Linked DNA regions of Homo sapiens: region 2 is linked to region 1. Evidence: chromatin loops called from intact Hi-C (ENCODE). Cell type or tissue: psoas muscle. All regions are shown on one strand. Each heading gives the region's core, and the rest is flanking DNA. Links, peaks and the distances in the headings are about the cores only. Region 1 has its middle 240 kb from the start of LINC00692. Region 2 holds the start of LOC105377001 (a long non-coding RNA gene).

Region 1 (9,450 bases), core at 457-8,456:
AGGTTAATTCTCTATCTCTGCTATTGTGAATAATTCTGTAATAAATATGTGAGTGTAGGTATCTTTTTGGTATAATGATTTCTTTCCCTTTGGGTATATACCCAGTATTGAGATTGCTGGATTGAATGGTAGTTCTGTATTTTGTTCTTTGAGAAATCTTCATACTATTTTCCACTAAGGTTGTACTACTTGACCTTCCCACCAACAGTGTATAAGTGTTCCTTTTTCTCTGCATCCTCTCCAACATCTGTTGATTGTTGACTTTTTAATAGTTGCCATTCTGACTGGTGTAAAATGGTATCTCACTGAGGGTTGATGTGCATTTCTCCGATGATTAGTACTGCTGAGCTTTTTAAAATTGTTGGTTGACTCCTTGTATGTCTTCTTTTGAGAAACTTTTGTTTATTTGCCCACTTTTTAATGTGGTTATTGGTTTTTTCTTGTTGAGATGTTTGAGTTCTTTTTAGACTCTAGGTATTAGCTCTTCATTGGAGGCATAGTTTACACATATGTTTTTCCTCATTGTATAGGTTGTTTCCTCTGTTGTTGTTCCTCTGCAGTGCAGAAGCTTTTTAGTTTAATTAAGTCCTATTTGTCTATTTTTGGTTTTGTTTTGTTTGCTTTTGAGGACTTGGTTATAAATTCATTGCCTAGGCGTCCAGAAGAGATTTTACTAGGTTTTCTTCTAGGATTTTTATAATTTCAGGTCTTACATTTAGGTCTTTAATCCACCTTGAGCTAATTATTGTACATGGTGAGAGGTATGGGTTCTGTTTCATTCTTCTGCATATAATGATCCAATTTTCCTAGCACCCTTAATTGAATAGGATGTCCTTTCACCAGTGTATATTTTTGTCAGCTTTGGGGAAGATCGGTTTGTTGTAGTTATGTGGCTTTGTTTCTGGATTCTATATTCTGTTCCATTGATTTCTGTGTCTATTTTTATACCAGTGTCATGCTGTTTTGGTTACTATAGGCTTATAATAGAATTTGAAGTCAGGTAGTGTGATGCCTCCAGCTTTGTTGTTTTTGCTTAAAATTGCTTTTGCTATTTGGGCTCTTTTTTGGTTTCATATGAATTTAGGATTGCTTTTTCTAAATCTCTTAAAAATGACATTGGTAATTTGGTAGGTATTGCATTGAATCCATAGATCATTTTAGGCAGTATGGTTATTTTAATGATATAGATTCCTCCAATTCATGAGCATTGGATATTTTTCCATTTGTTTATCTCAAGAGATGCCATTATTATTTTCGCCTTATTAGTACAAATGCAGTGTCTTTTGTCGAATTCACCAATGCCCCTCTCCTGCTCCTGGAATAGTGCCTATAACATAGGGGTGTTACCTGACCAATCAGATAGTAAAAAGAGCTCACTAAAATGCTAATTAGGCAAAAACAGGAGGTAAAGAAATAGCCAATCATCTGTTGCCTGAGAGCACAGCGGAAGGGACAATGATCGGGATATAAACCCAGGCATTCACGCCAGCAATGGCTACCCTCTTTGGGTCCCCTCTCTTTGTATGGGAGCTCCGTTTTCACTCTATTTCACTGTATTAAATCTTGCAACTGCAAAAAAAACCACAAAAATATAGGGTGTTAAATAAATATTTGTTGAATAATTTGTAAAACCAATAATGATGTAGGAAAAGTTGAACTAAGTTTTCTCCCCACTTCTTGTGATGATAAAATACCTTGTTGTAGACATGTTTTAACTGAGAACAACTAATTGGATGAAATATTGAAAAAATAATCGTTGGAAGTTAAAAAAAAACAGATAAAGACCAAGTCAGTTCTCTCTAAGTGAAGTCATAAAGAGAGAAAATTCTGAATTAAAGAGAAGGATGGGGACAGGAGCTCAAGATAGATGTCTTCTTTCCCCCTTAACACAGACACCTTTCAAAGCAGTAGCAGAGAGCCTGGGAAGCTAGGAACAGCTTTCAGAGATTGTATAGGGCTGAAGCACAAATATGGGAGCTCACTGCTCACCAAGATGAAGAGGTCCTGCAAACATGTTGCGGATATTGAGGTTCTGCAGACCAAAGTCAAATTCCCATTCCACTACTTTCTAGCTGGGCATGTTAGTCCATATTCATTTTGGTTGCTAACAAACATTAATATGAATATAATATTGTTATTTTATTATATTATTGCTAATAATGTTAATAAAATAATAATGTTAATGAAATGTTATATTGTATTATATATTGAAATAAATATTTGTTATTAATATTTATAATTATGTGTATTTGTTAACATTAACAATTAATATATAATTAATGCTACCATTAATATTAATTGTATAATAACTAATATTAATTAATATTAATAATATAATAACTAATATTAATTAATTTTAATATAATAACTAATATTAATTAATATTAATATTTGTTAACCAAAATAACACAATATTAGTATTAAGAAATATTATTTGGTTATTAACAATAAACTTACATTGAAGCATCATCAGCATACATTTTGAATTAACACAAAGTGATTACACATATGTATCCACCACCAAGATCAAGAAACAAAATTCCAGAAACCTTTTCACGCCCACTTTTCCCAAAGTAATCATTATTCTGACTTCTTATGTTATAAACACATTTGTTTGCTTTTTAGCTTTATATAAACATCTGGCCTTTTAAATCTATTTCATATCTGAGAGATTCACCTAAATTGTGATATGTGGCCATATTTTGTTCATTTTCTGTTGCTGTTTATAATACTACTTTATGGCCCAACATAAGGGTAAGTCTGGTAAATTTTTCACATGCACTTGAAAAGAGTGGATATCCTGCAAGTGTTGGGTGCAGAATTCTATGTATGTCAGTTAGATACAGTTTGTTGATCCTGTTGCTCATCGCCTCTCTTATCTTTCTAATTTTGTGGTATTTTTCTGTCATTACTGATAATTGTATGCTAAAATCTCCCATTATGAGTTGGAAGGAAACTTAGAAACCATGTAGTTTACTTTTTAAATTTTACAGATTATAAACTGAGAAGAAAGCAGATGGACTGAATGTTGATTAAATAAATAGCATGTGTCAGGCAATGACTGAGGTTCTTTACACACATTGTATAATTAAATCCTCACAAGGATGCTGTGAGGTAGGTAAATTTCTCAAAATTTTACAGGTGAGAAAACTGAGACACAATGAAGTTAAGTGACTTGCTCAGATCTCTCTGGATGCTAAGCTGTACCATGTTATATACCCTAGGGTTCGCTACCTTGCCTATGTGTTGGATTCATTGGTAGTCATTCACAGGCATTTATTCAGGGTCCTTTTGTGCTGTGCAATGTGTCAGGAGCTAGGGCATGAATACAGAAAAGCCATGGCAAACTCACAGGTAAATCAACGTGAATGAACAGTTACAAGTTAAACCCAAGGGAAAGTTTCTCATGTTCTACCCATGAGTTTGTATTTTACCTGGAAGGCATTGGGGCAACCTTAAATCATTTTTACCAAGGGACAGAGACTGAGCATTAATTCCAGCAAAAGCTGCTGGCAGCACGAACTGTGGTCATGGCAGTAAGAATTGAGATCAGGGTATAGACTCAAGAGGAATGTAGAAAGCAGACCTGGGAGTGGATAGAACAGTGCTTTTTTTCACTTGTACAGCCCACAGTCACCAGTGTTGACATGCCCTCTAGAAGAGCATTTCTTAGCACTGGAAAATCAGTTCAGAGAGTAAAGCAACTTCTAGTGGAACATTTGTAGAATTTCATTATTTCGAATTTCTTAGGGCCATTCTTGTCCGAGGTGAGAAGAAGCGCTTTTCTGAGGTTGAACAGAGACTCAAGAAACCTAGCAAGTGTATCTGAGAGTAAATTTGGACACAAATAATGATGTTGTGAGGGTGGACACTTCTCATCCCTGATTACACCCTTTTCCACCAAAATTCCAAATAGTTTGAGAAGCCTGCTTGATGCTCCAAATGTAGCTGCTGATTCCTGTCTAGTAAGTGCATGACCACCCATGGTTTTTTTTCCCTCTTCTTGATCAGCATGTGGTCAAATCAAGGGTAGAGAGATATGCAGATGTTCCTGTGTTATTAGGAACAGAGCATTTCTCAATAGAGCTCATAGATCAGAAAGTTGCCTGTGAGTTCCCCTTTATCTTACCTGCAATAGGACTGGGCTTCAAACCTCTCCTGGCTTCAGTGATAATTTCCTTTGGGAATCTCCTTTGTCTACCTAGCAACCTGCACACATTCAGCTCATACCCGGCAATACTTACCTGGTCTGATTCTGTAATCTGGTTTTCCAGTTGGTCTTTAAGGGCCTTTTCTTGTTTTAAATTTTATTTTCTTTTAACTCCTCCAAATAGGGATCTTTCTAAAATATTTTATGATAGATAGATAGATAGATAGATAGATAGATAGATAGATAGATATAGATGGGTAGCTCTGTTTCCTGGCTTTGCAGTTATGTCTTGAGAATGACAGTGAATCTCTAACTTCTGGACTGATGCCCTGTTGAATCCTAACAGGGCCATTCTTAATATCCCATTCTGAATAGTGCCTGGGTTTTTTATAGCTGTGGCCATATCCGTTTTCTAGATAATTGTTCTTACTGAAACACTGAAACCTATCTTAGTAAATTTGAGGGTCAGTGGTAGCAAAGAGTAGCAGGTCACCTTTTAGAAGAAAGGATACATTTCTGGAGGCATTACTTGCCTAGATTTGCAGTAAATTATATCTCCTTGTTTAATAATCCTGCTATAATTTCTCTTTCATATTTTCAGAATTGTCTCTAATTTCTGCTTCAATTTTGGAATATTTGGTATTCAGAGTCCCAAAATTGCAAGTCTCTCAGTAAGATGTGTATCAAGAACTTTAAAAATCCATAAGCAAACTTTACTTGCCCTCCTTACTCTATCTAACCCCCAAATGTAGTAAAAGAAGTAATCTACTTTCAATGACTGAAAGAATTGTTCCCTCAGTGAGGAGATATTTTACCTTTAAAAGTCTGATTTAGCTAATCCAAAAAATCCACTGCAAGTGGATTAACTTCTTCCTCTGTCTAGTCCTGCTTCCTTCCTTTCCCTTCCACAGATGGTGATCCCCAAAGCATTCCATAATTAACATCCTGCATGCCAATCTTTGTTTTAGAGGTTATTTTCCAAAGAACCCAACCAGATGCAATCACCTAGAATCCCCTTTTGTATTTGCAGATTGTTTTTATGAGCAGTCTAGGGTGAGATATAAGGATGGGCCAGGCCAGTTTAAAGCTTAAATAACAAAGGAAAACCTTAAGGTATAGAGGTCTTTCATGTCTTCATATGACCTACAGTGCTGAACATGTACAAAAGGATTGTCTACACAGGCAAACTCGAGTATGAGAAGCCCTAGGGACATGGAAACCAAGGTCCTAACCTTTCCTAGATTAGAACACAAGTAACTCACAATAAATAAGAACTGAATCTCAGAGAGATAGCCAGCTGGTTCTTCATGCTAAGGTGATGAATAGAAATTGGTCCAGAGAGTGAACTGAGGTCTATACTGAGGAATCCATTAGAAGAAGGGAAGCACAAATGAACAAATCAGTGGTATAGGGGCTACTTCTGAATGCTGGAGTCTACTGGGGCAAGAACTGATATTTAAATGAGTCAAAACAGGAGACATTCCACGTGTTCCTTGAAACCTGGGGATGGGTGATAGATAGTGACAAAAAAGAATGAGTTCATTAGCACCTTGGATTTCTATAGGCTGAAGAATTTTTTCTGAAGCTTGCTGCTGAAGATCAGACAGATACAGCTGACATCCTGACATCCCTAGGAAGATCACTGTCTGGCTAAAACAGAGGCAGTATGATCATTGCCTCTTCTTTTCTTGCCTACAATGCATGACTCTCTAAACTTAAAGACATATAGGTGGAACCTACCATGTTATTTTGACCCATAACTCTCTATAGTATTTATAACAGTGTTTTATGAAATGGAGTTTCCTGGGATGAACATGGTATATATATACATATATATTTTTTTCAGAGCTGAATAAAGAGCCCTGGACATTGAACTTGGTGCATTAGACTTGCAAATCACCATTGGGAATTATGTGTTCAGGTCCTGCTCTTGTGTCCATAACACCTTTTCCCCCTTTAAATTTAGCTTGTTTATTTCCATAGATATGTACAAACGTATTCATAATTAATTTAGAATAGACCAAATGTCTAAAAGCGATAACATTGGGGACTAGGATAATAATTTGAAACAGTGGTACTCAACCTCTTCAGTGCATAACAGATATCAAATATTAGGATGTTTTGCTTTGTTCAAATTCAAAATGACACTAGCTGAAACAGATATGATTGTAACACAATCACATCTACAACAGCACAACAATGTCTTGCAGCATCTATAAAAACATTCACACTTCATTTTGTCCTCCTTCAGCGTCAGGCTGTTGTTAAATAGTATTACTTGCTGCCCTGATGTTAGACTTTTCTAATATACTTAAAACACAATGTCCTCATGTTCCGGGAGACTCACAGTCTTTCCGTTTGGTAGTCTCCATGCCTCTGCCCCTTGCCTCAACATTATAGCAATCATGCGTATGCCCAGAAAAAATAAAAATAAGATTTCACTTGTTGATCAAAACAGCGCTGGTGAAATGTGCTAGTGAAAAACTCTTACTGAAGTATTATATGCAGCATTCTCATTGACTCTATTTAATTCTGTGGGGGAAAACTACAATTGACTATAAATTCTTATTCTGAACTGCTTATCATACATTCTCCCGTTGTCCTAATTAATATTATCTTGTTCATTTTCGCAGATGGAAGAAAGGGAATGAAAAAAGAAAATGAGTTCCTGAGCTATTTTTTAAAAACATATATCATTTTGCATTTTATAGGTTATAACCTATGTATAATGCTAGCATATCATTTAATGCTAACATATCATTTAAAAACCCCACACACAAGGCAGTATACACATGACCAGCTATTTGTTTTTTGTTTTGTTTTGTTTTCAAATAAATATTATATCCTGTTATGAGGTCCATTTTAATCATGCAGCACTACCTTATTTTCTTAAAATAAAACAACCACATACTATTGCTTTCTAGTGAAGTATTGCGATTTATTTAATCAGACCCCAAATGGTAAAAGCCTGGTTGTTTCTACATTCTTGCCACTGCAAACAACACTGCAAAGAATGTTTGCATATTAATTTGCTGACTACATGCTACCTATAAATGTAATAAGTGATTTTCTTTAAACCCTGTAAAATTATCCTGGCTCTTTAACACAACATCATAGTAAGTGAGGAGAAACTGGAATGGTCAGTGTATTAGTCTGTTTTCATGCTGCTGATAAAGACATACCCAAGACTGGGCAATTTACAAAAGGAAGAGATTTAATTGGACTTGGAGTTCCATGTGGCTGGGGAAGCCTCACAATCATGGTGGAAGGCAAGGAGGAGCAGGTCACATCTTACGTGGATGGTGCCAGCCAAAGAGAGAGTGAGAGCCAAGCAAAAGGGGTTTCTCCCCATAAAACTATCAGACCTTGTGAGACCCATTCACTACCACAAGAACAGTATGGGGGAAACCACCTCCTTGATTCAACTATCTCCCACCAGGTCCCTCCCACAACAATGGGAATTGTGGGAGATACAACTCAAGATGAGATCTGGGTGGGGACATAGCCAAACCATATCAGTAAGCATTAACCCCTCATTCCCATCCGTATTGTTGTAACCTGTACCTCTCATATTTATTTTCCATCTATACCTCACTACTTGCAATTTTCCTTAACATGCCATGCTGTTTCACAGCTCCCTGTTTGCTTCCAGGAGTGCTTTTCTGCATTGAAAACCTAACAAATTTCTACTCATCTTTTAAAATCTATTCACACATTGTTACTCCTGCAGAAACGTATTCCCTCCACTACCAGAGTTAATTATCCCCTTTCTTGCAGTGCCCTCTACCTTGTACACACTCCCTCACTGCCCAAATAGCCCTTGATTATAATTATGTATATACATGTTTGCCTTTCTTATTGGACTCTGAGATCCTGACAGATTGGGACTATAACTTACTTGTCTTTTTATCTTTAATGCTAAGTAGACTCATTCTTTTTAGTTATTATCTATCTCTGTTCTTGACACAGTAGATCTTTGTCTAATGTTTGTTAAATGACAAGTGAAAACATTCTAAGTGAACTTGGCTGAATTTAAAGAAGAAAAGCATTTGGGGCCTGTAGTCAATTGTTAGTCATAGATTTGAGGAGATGATGGGGAGTTCTTGTGTTAGAAAGGTCCCTTGGCATGGTGATGGTCTCAGCCTTTTTTCCTGCTTACTCTCTGTGAGTTTTTGGCATTTTCTTTTCTCTGATATTCTTTAGCTTGTTGGCATTGTGACTTTGAATGTTTTGTTAGGCAATTTCCAAATTTACAAGTTTCAAGGAAGCATAATAAAGTTGATAGAAGGGACAGCACTGACACCAAAGTAAAAAATCTTGGGTAAGAAAGAATGAGTGACCAAAAAACGCTTAATAGACCTAAAATATTTATTGGTAATGATGTTTCAAAAGGAATATATGTCTATGTGAGCATATTCAAGGGAATTCCTTATTCTAAGTATGTTGCATTGCCATTAACTCTATTCCAGCCAGGATAAATGATTCCTGCACTTAAAGTGTACATCAAAGACTCATTTTAGCTTTTAGTATAATTACCCTCTATACTTTCAGTATTCTCAAACAATATTCTGAATGACTAATTTTTTAAAACTATAGATTACAGGAAAATAAACCCTCAATTTTTTTAAAAAAAGTATCTACTTTAAAATGTTTTGCTTGATTTTTTAATAGTTTCTACTATGCAAAGAATCAACTTCAAGTTAAATGGCTTGTCTGGTAATTAAATGGAAATTTCTCTCAATATAAATACTCTAAAACCAAACTTGTAGTTATTGCTGTAGTGAGAAGCAAGAGCTTTTAAACCCATATATTAGATAAAATATATTAGTGTCTCAATATCTTAGATTAAAACTGAAACTCTCTACTCATTAAACAATAAATCTCCCTTTTACCTTCCCCCAACCTCTGGTAACCATTATTCTACTAACATCAGCTCTGTGATTTTGATTACTCTAAATATCTTGTAAGTGGAATAATACAGTGTTTGTCTTTTTGTGACTGGCTTATTTCACTTAATATAATGTTCTCAAGGTTCACCTGTGGTATAAATGTATGTGAGAATTTCTTTCTTAAGGCTGAATGATATTCAATTGTATGTATATACCACATTTCACTTATCCCTTCATCTGTTGATGGGCACTTGCATTGCTTCCACATTTTAGCTATTGTGGATAATGCTGATATGAACATTGGGGTAAAAATATCTCTTGGAGGTTTGTTTTCAATTCTTTTGGGTATATACCCAGAAGTGACATTGCTGGATCATATGGTAGTTTTTTGAAAAACAGTCATATTCTTTT
Region 2 (9,450 bases), core at 924-8,923, 49 kb before region 1:
GATGGGGACTGTAGCAAACTGGAAAACTTGGGTCTGGTTTAAAGGGATAGCCACTATTCTCATCTAGGTAACTACTACCGGGTTAGAATGTAGACCTAGAATTTTTGGATTTTGCAAGAGAAGCCAGAATTCTAGATATTTTAATGCAATATTCAGAAGTTTCAGTGAATTTATAGAAAATACTTCTAAAATATCACATGTGCTGAACGAAACCCATGCATGGGCCTCATTTAGCCGGTAGGTTTCCATTGGTAGCTCAGAATCCAGCCATATATGAAGCTTTCCTTTCCTGATTCTCCATCGTGTGTCTCCTCCCTTCTTCCTTTGGCAGAAGAAACTCCTTTATATGTCTTGCTGTGTGGCACTTACCTGCTTCGTATATGGGTGATTGCTTTCCTTACCATGTAACCTCCGTGAAAACTGAGATGGATCTTACTCAGTTCTGCCTTAGTCTTCTGGAAATTGAAACAGTGTTTGCATACATTGAGCATGTTTTAGTAGGTACATTTTAAAATGGACTACATAGTAGTAACCTTGTATTATACATGCCTAATAATTAGGAGCCAGCAATGGGGCAGACTAGACATGTTAGGTAATAAAAATGTACATACACTTCCCAATCTTTGCCCCTCCACCAATATTTTGACTTGCTTTTAATGCATCCTTAGCCCTGGGAATGCCCCTTCGCCCTAAGTAGGAATTCTACTACTTAGGGAAATACTTCACACTAATTTTTTCCCAGGTCTGTAATTTTTTCCTAGCTCACTTGGATTCTGGATCTCTCTATAGAGAAACATGTATTTGAAATTTTCATTTTTTCAGACTTACAATTATAAAGAGAGGTTTCTCTGCCTTTCATAGTATAGTTTCTGGTGGGAAAGAAAAGGGTTTAAGAACAATGTTAAATAACAGTATTAAAATGTGTTTCTCATTATATGCTTAGGTTTGGGATGATTTTTCCTGTTAGCTTTAACTATTTAATGTGTTATAGAATACTGAAACTCAGAACTGGAGGTGTTTTGAGGCAAACCAAGTGTGAATCCATTTTATGCTTTTGCTCTGTTTTTCATAAAATGAAAAATGAGCATATAAGGTCAAACTTGAGTGCTTTGTCTTAACATTAAAATTTAGTAAAATCTCATGTCTTATAAACTGCAGAAAAATAGAAGAGTTTTGTGGCAAAGAAAAAAAGCAACAGATGAAGAATGCTATTCTTGCAGGATGAATGATTGAACATAGCCACTGATCCCCATTTTCCATAGCCTGCCAAGACTGAGAAATGAAAATGCCATACAGCCTGCGTGTTTGCTTGGGCTGTGAAATTCCACATGGTTATCCCAAAGCCAAGGGTAACAGCTGAGAGAAACCTGAAAATAATGAAATGTGATTGATTACACTTGGGAAACACAGCAAGCCTTGTTGAAACTAGTATAAAAATAACGTAACATACAACGGCCCCAGAAATAATCACAATGTTGAGCCCAGGTCATGTTGTGTGAAATCACTCAAGTTTTTCTGATTAATTTGATCCAAGGCTGCATTTGCTAGGAAGGTTTGCTCTGTGTGTGTGTGTGTGTGTGCGTACATGTACTTTGAGTACTTATTAGAGATTCAGCAGTTACTGTGGTTGGCAAGCAGAAAGCTAAAGCTTGTAACTGATTTACAGAGGATTTCTTTCTCTTAATTGGCCAGCTGTGGTTCAAATCTCATTTTTGTGAATGTAGAGGCTTTTGTATAAATGTCAAGCACAATGGGTCTTTTGGTTAAGGTCAAATTTTGTGCCTTTTACATTTTATAGCCCTACCCCCATCTTCCAGAGAGCTTTGCAAAGGTTGAATTTTTAACATCCAGTTCTTTATTCTTTTTTCCACCCCCGAGTTGCCTATTTCTGAGCTAGGCTCCTTTGTTTAAAGAGGATTAGATTTCTTTCAATAAACATTTTTTTTTCCAAACATCCTAGTCATGTTCCTTTCATTGTATAAGCAGTGGTTCTTTGCCAGCAATAGACATCACTACTGATTAACTTGAGTGTCTTTGTCTGTTCCTGCTGCTGTAACAAAATACTTCAGACTAGGTAATTTATAAATAATAGAAATTTACTTCTGACAGTTCTGGAGGCTGAAAAGTCCAAAATCAAGTCCCCTGCAGATTTGGTGTCTGTGAGGGCCGTTATCTCTGATGCAAAGACGGCACCTTGTTGCTGTGTCTTTACATGGTGGAAGGAGTGGGAGCGACTGAGAGGGAAAGAGACAGAAGGAGGACCTCACTCAAGCCCTTTTATGAAGGCACTAATCCCGTTTATGAGGGTGGAGCCCCCATGACTTACCACTTTCCCAAAGGACTATTAATACTGCTGACTTGGAGATTGAGCTTCAATATGAATTTTGGAGAGACACAAATATTCCAATCATAGCATTGAGCAAAGAAAGAAATTTACTAAAAGGATACAGAGTGCTCAACAGAATTAAAGGAAAAGCAGAATAGCCATGCGTAAGACAGGAAAGAGGTTTTCTAGTGAAAACAAACATCCTTTCTAGGGTACTAGTGACAGAATAAATAAACTCCAACAGTCCTCTGTTGTTAGTTTATACCATTTGAAGTAACCTCACAGTGGTGGTAGAGATACGAGGTAAGTGGAAATGTGCTGCGTCTTAAACCCTGAGCTCAGACTGGCACACTGCTGTTTTAACTTACATTTATTTGCCGAAGCAAGTCACGTGGCCAAGCTCAACACCGTGGAGCTGGGAAATATTTCTTTCTTCTAGCAGAAGGAAGAGCAAATTCACAGCCAAAGGGCACGGACACAGGAAGGGGTAAATAATAGTGGCCAGTCATTCCATGTATCACAAAGTTATTTACTAAAGAGGATAGGGAGTGGTGATATCAAGAGGGAGGATAGAAGCAAGGCAAGCAAACAAGTTCTTCAGTGGAACACCAGTAGCATTTATAATCTGTCCTGCACATTGGGGGTGCTTGTGAAGTTCCTTGAATAAGATTGTGGGTGTGGAAAGAAGCTCTGGGTGGCTTTGGAAAGCAAAGTTTCTGGTTTGTGCATGTATGTATATGTGGAGAACTGCTTCTCTGGGAAGTGGTCCTGGAGTTACCTTTTCCATCTGTGGGAAAGGGAAGAAAGAGGCTTTCTTCTGACCATCACATCTGATGTTGCAGAAGGCAGAGGTTCAGCATTACATATGCAACCAGCTCTTGTATATGTGCCCATGCTACATAGATGCTCATTTGATGCACCTTTTATCCTTCAAGATTTTTCTTGGCATTCTATTAAACTCTTATTTGAAAAAAGATGTTGGAATTATAAGGAGGTTTACACCATGGACATTTGCATCTTTTTGGATGTTGTGGTTATTTATTACCATGTAACAAATGATCCTAAAACCTAGTGACATAGAACAACCATTTATTATGCTTGTGGATTCTGTGGGTCAAGAACTCAGACAGGGAACAGCAGGGATGGTTTGCTTCTGATCCACAATGTCTGGACCTTAAGATTGAAGACTCAAGAAGTGGGTGTGATGGACAGCTGGGATCTAGGATCGTTTGAAATCACTGTTACTCACATTCTTGGTGGTGGTTAATGGTGGCTGTTGGCTGTGACATCTACACATTCCCTCTCCATGTAGTCTGACCATTTTCTCCACATGGTGGCTGGGTTCTGAGAGTGAGCGTTCCAAGATAGAGAGACAAGTGGAAGTTGTATTGCCTGTTCAAACCTACCCTCTGATACAGTGTCACTTTTATAGCATTCTATTCATTGAGGCAGTTACAAAGGCCCACCTCATTTCAAGGGGGAGAGGAATAGATTTACCTTTTTATGGTAAAGATAATGGAAGAACATTTGGAATCCAAAACATTGATGAAGGTATTTTTGGAAATATAATCTACCTAAGTCAGCTGTCTGGCCACAACAATGCATAGCCGTTCCACATACTCACTCTTCCGTCAAAAACCCTAAAGCCTCATCTGATAACGGCAGCGTCAGTGTCAGGCTTGGGGCCCAGGATGCTATCATAAACTGCAGGATACTTCCCACAGGCCATGCTTACTTTTGTATCTATACCCAGGGACCTCCCACTGAGGTTCATGCATTGATTATTCAGCAGGTAGAGATATATAAAGCCTGGTCCAAACTGAGTGTAGGGGTTTGTCAAAGTTCAACACCAAGTGAATCTGAGATCCAGACTCCCTCAGCGGAGAACTGGAGTGAAAATTTGGCACAGAACAGAAAACTAGCTGGGGGCAGGCCACACATATTAGAGGTTGGTTAGGGAGGCTTTAGGTCATATGGTTTTATTGCTGCCTCTGGGACTTAGGGAACTGCTGAGCATGTAAGAAGAATGATAGTAGAGAGGTCTCCCAAGCAGAGCAATTTTCAGATTATTCTTTGGAAAGAATACCATTGATAGTAATCTAAGGAATGTTTGACAATGCTGTGAACCTCAGAGCTTAGGATGTGGTCTTCCTAGCAACAATACCTCAGAGGCCTTATCATCTACCAGGGACATTTAAGGAGGCAGAGTGCCAGCCCTCCTGCTCAAGAGACCCTTCCCTGTGCCCTTTTCAGTCTTTGAGGCTTTTCCTCTTCTCTCTTTTTGCCTTTAGAATAATCTCTTCAATCAGCTTAGACTTTGGAAAACAAAAGCCAAAGCAGGAAGTGTGTTGCACAGTCTCTTCTTTCCAACCTGCTGCTGCACTCCTCTGACTGCTGGACTTCAGAAAGGGAAAGAGGACAATGCAAGGAAAGACACACATTTTATATATATATATATATATATTTTTTTTTTTTAAATCAAACAAGTGAAGTTATATTTTGACACTTATTCCGTCTGTTTTATAATTAGTTGTATATTTGTACTTCTTACTCGATTGGAAGCCATAATATCATTTTTTTCTATTGCATTTTCCCCAACTTCTTAGCTTGAGAATTTTCACACATATGGAGAAGTTGAAGGAATAGAAAAAAAGATGCAACCCACAAACTTACTACTTTTATTCAAATTGTTAACATGCTGTCACACTCAATTTATGTAGATATAGGTTGCTATTGATGACCTATTTAAATGTGTCCAACATGACATTCTACCCTTAACTACCTCAGCCCACAACTCTCAACTGTAAGGACAAACTATCTCATAACCATCATGCTATGCTAACATCTAAAAAAATCCAGAGTAATTCCTCATGGCCACCTAATACACATTCTGCATTCAGTTTCCCGAGTTGAGAAAAGACTGTATTTTCATTCCTATTTGTATCTTAGTGGAGAATATGGCTTTCTGTTGAACTCAAGAATCCGAGTGCTGCTAAAGACATTAGGAACCATTTTCTCACAGCAAGTAGCCTTCCCTCTTGTACTTGCAGATGTGTTTCTCTAGGCCTTTTTAGCTTTGCTCTTCTTTCCCATCCCCCCAATACTCTGATGCTGTGGAAATGAGATTAAATGGTTTCACTTAGAGATAGGAATTTTAGAAAGATAGGGTTGCATTTTCTTTCTACTGGCACAGCAATCCTGCTCACCTTTCTGAGGGTTCTAGTGAATTTTGCGATCTGGGGATTGGTTATTCAGACAGTGGATTATGCAGAGGTTTTTCCTTCTCTTATTTTCTTGTTTGCTTCTAGGCCATGTTACTGACTGAAATATTTTCATGAATGAAAAAAATCAAAGGAAAGAAAACTCAGTGTTCATTCCTTTTTTTTTAAATAGCAGTTTTGGTCAAAGGGTTGGTAATGATTGAATCTCAGGCTAGATTTAGGTTTGTGGATTATGACTGCATTTTCCCTTGCCAGAATTTTTTTGTTCCCATTTGTGAGGATGGTCAAGAGTTACTCTTAATACATAAAGTACATTAAGGAACTTAAAGAGTTTATATCAGTATCAGAAATTGTTATAAAAACTGTCAATCAGGAAATGTTATCACCACTAATGGGAAAGAAATGGAGTCTGATACAATTCAGAGACAGCCTTTCCATTTGATGTGAACAAAGCTAAACCCAATTCTTAAGTTAGATTTATAATTCATTTCTCTGTTGCTATTTGATTTTCATGACTTTGAACAGAGTGCTTTAAGTACTATATCCAAAATATATTAACATTTTAAAAAACATATATTTATATATTGCTAGGTAGCCTAATGAAAGTGAATATTTTTACTTGGATTATTTGTAAAAGCAAAGCTTTCAATCAAACTGCTACATGATTGAATCGTTGACTCTAGTCTTAAACGCTCAGCATACTTAGACATAAGTTCAACAATAAAAAGGACTAAAGTACCTTGAGATGATCCTAGACTCAGACAATCCATTCCAGAAGAAATACAGTCATTGTTCACATTTATTTAATCAGAAAATGAAAATGAATGCTTAAAATGGGAAGGGAAATGACAGTAGAAAGAAAACATATAGTAACAAACAAGTTTTAAAGCATAAAAAATACCAAGATTTATTTTATTAATGTATATATGCACCAAAGAATGTATGCTTTATCAGATTAATCTGTTTTGTTTTTCTCCAGTGCCCTTTGCAAAACATGAAAAGTGGTATAGTTGGTTGGTAAGATGTCAACTGTGTGTCTTCACCTCTTGAGGGAAAGCCCATGAAGGCAGACATTTTCTGTCTTGTTTATTACTGTATCATCAGTGTCTGGTAGAAGACGGTCTGGCTCATAGCATATGCTCACTAAGCATCTATTGAATAAATGTATGAATTTGATCTTGTCTAGCTAGATCATTTTATAATTTACCAGCTCAATTATTAAAGGAGCCACTGTTAACATTAGTTAAATAATAGTTAAATATTAATTGTTAAATAATAATTAAGTTATATAATAATAAATAATTAAAAGTTATAGTTAAATAATAATAGTTAAATTATTATTATTAAATAATAGCTCAGGTTTTTTTTCTTTGTTGAAAATTTACTTTTTTCTCTATTTAAATGACAATTTAGCAAGTTTTTATTATGTCCATGGTCCATAGTTATAAAATAGAAATCAGGTATTTAAAAACTCAGTCTAAGGTTCCCTTTGAATGAAAATTACTCATTGACATTCCTGACCTTCCAGACTTCCAAGGAAAGAGAGTTGATAGCAAGTGCAAGAGAGACAACATTTCTGCCAAACTTCGTGTTTGGAATTACTTTGAGTTGTAACATTGTCTGTTTCTCCCATGTTGTAAGAAAGGTTAAGAGGTTGAGCACCTCATGAACTATGGGACACTGAGAAATTCTCCACTTTTTCCCTAATTGGATCTTCATAATGGATCTTAATGATTATGTCTATAACAGTTGGTACATCAGGAATACCCCTTGTGCTGTGGTCTTGATTTAAAGTACATTACTGAAAATAGTAAAATCACCTTTGTGTAACTTAAGTTATAAGTCCCCCCTACCAAATGTTTTCATTATTTAAAAAGATCTGTAGGACTTCTGATGTCTCTGAAGGTTAAGGAAATTTGAGTTCAAGGTTACTGAGTGCTATTACCTCTTACCTCTTCTGTGAAAACTCATCATACACTTTTTAATTCACAAGGAAAAGGAAGTCTAGATTGTTTCTCCATGGCTCTGTGCTAGAGACACAAAACAAGGTATGTTAAGCTCTGAAATGATAGTCATAAAAATAAAATATTTCATATGAGTTTTGCTTTGAGTTTCTTACAATAATATGGTTGGTCCTTATTAAAGTTCCATTCTCACTAGGAAGATATTCAGCTTTTTCGACAGGGACTGGTGAGTTCTAGGGAATCCCTAATGATTCTTCGTCTTTGCAGCTTCCTTATTCTTTCATCAATGAGCTATTTTGAACTGCCCATGTTTGAGTTTGACCTTGCAAATGACAGAAATGAACTTAGTAGTTTGCCCAGCCTCTTAATCTCGTGGCTGAGGCCTCGTTTTGAACCTAAATGAATATCAAGTTGCTCCAATTCCAATGATGTATGACTTTGTGAATACCATTGGTCACAGGATCAATGGGGTTGACAGAAAAGCTACAGCTCCTCCAATGTTTATTTTTTACATTAAATTCAAGTAATCCTTTCAAGATGAAAAGTCTCCTCTTATGTTTCCAGAGCCAAGTAAGCTCCGACAGAGAAATCTCATGTCTTGATAATGGCTTCCTTCTTCTCACCCCCAATTATATAATCCTTCTTCTTTCCCTCTTTCACCAAAACAGCATGCACCTTTTCATCAGCTTATTTCAGTCGGTTCTGAGATTCTGAATTATCAAGAGAGCAAAGGATGCCAGATTTATGACACTTACTTTTAAGAGAATCATTCAGATTGCCTCTGAAAGCAGGAGGCCGTAGATGGGCACTGTGGTTTACCTTCTATCTCTGCACAAAGGAAAGTTCCTCTGCGTATGTCTGCCTAGACCCACATTGATCAGATAGGCCACTCACTGTCCAGTCCCATGGGGGACATGCAGGCAATGCCTTGGTTTCATAAAGAAAAGAAAAGCTCAGGTTTTTAATTTTGCTCAGATCCTCAGGCAACGCATGATTCAGACAGATAAGCTTTGAGGATGACAAAGAGGTGCCTGTTCCCCCAAGGATGGAAAGCAGGGACAATAGGAGTCAGAATATAAGCTTCTCTGACTTTCTTATACATCTTTTTGATTTATTTATACAACAAGAATTTATCAAGCTCCTATTCTGTGTCCAGCATGGCTCTGTTCCTTGTCACTTCAGTTAAAGATGTTGAGCTTCCAGAACTTTTATTAGTTTTCCTAGACCTCCCTCCTACTCCCTCCACAAACATCTAGAAAAGTGCTCTGGATTTTCTGTCAGAAGGAGCTGGGTTTGAATTCTGTTTCTGCCACTTGGGAATATCAAGGATGTAGGTGCTATTTTGTTCACCCTCCTTCCTAACAGTATATGACTTCCCTTGGGGGGATTATCTTGTCCATTTTGTGGTCAGTCTTCGTGGGAATACAAGTCTAGGCAAGATAGTACTCCAAACTTCTCTCCCAGGATTTGAATCTTGAGTGAGACCTGATAAAAATGCCCAGGCCCATTTATCCCAGCAGATGTTCGAGTAGTTCCTGGTGCTGGGAGTTTTCCTGGTTCTCGTCTTATTTCCTAGTTCTCTGTGAATTCAGGAAGGTATCAGTATCCTGATAATTGATTTTCGTTTGTGTTTAAATTTGCCAGTGTTGGTTTCTGTGGCCTTCAAGCAAAGAAACCCTGGTTGATACACATTAGGTCCAGTTACTCAACGTCTTTGAGTCTTTGTTTCAGCATTTCTAAAATTAGAGAAATAATGCCTGCCTCATGGAGTGGAATGTGGACCAAATGAGATGGCATAGTAAGGAGCATGGCACAGTGCCCACCCCACAGAAGGTACACAATAAATGGCAGGTAAGTTACCATTGTGATTAACCCTTTCACATTGCTCTGGTTAAAAGCCCTACCTTGGGGTGATCCATTCTGAAACCCTTCAAGCACA

The links. A loop is a pair of places that touch in the nucleus more often than their neighbours do. Peaks named below come from ENCODE experiments on the same cell type or tissue, not always from the same donor. Only the 100,000 strongest peaks of a DNase experiment are listed, where the experiment ranks them.
Region 2: a loop joins it to region 1, with 2.1 times the contacts of the local background. A loop is called at or near these places in 6 of 110 quality-filtered maps.

The regions. Positions count from the first base shown.
Region 1 is chr3:26,107,123-26,116,572 of GRCh38, forward strand. No RefSeq gene overlaps it. Among named protein-coding and RNA genes, the nearest start is that of LINC00692, 240 kb to the left of the region's middle. In psoas muscle, for the core only: no CTCF peak of the experiment used is centred there; no DNase peak of the experiment used is centred there.
Region 2 is chr3:26,057,662-26,067,111 of GRCh38, forward strand. LOC105377001 (a long non-coding RNA gene) reads left to right here and starts at 7,177. Exons shown (of 3, transcript XR_940662.2): 1 at 7,177-7,595; 2 at 9,243-9,362. In psoas muscle, for the core only: no CTCF peak of the experiment used is centred there; no DNase peak of the experiment used is centred there.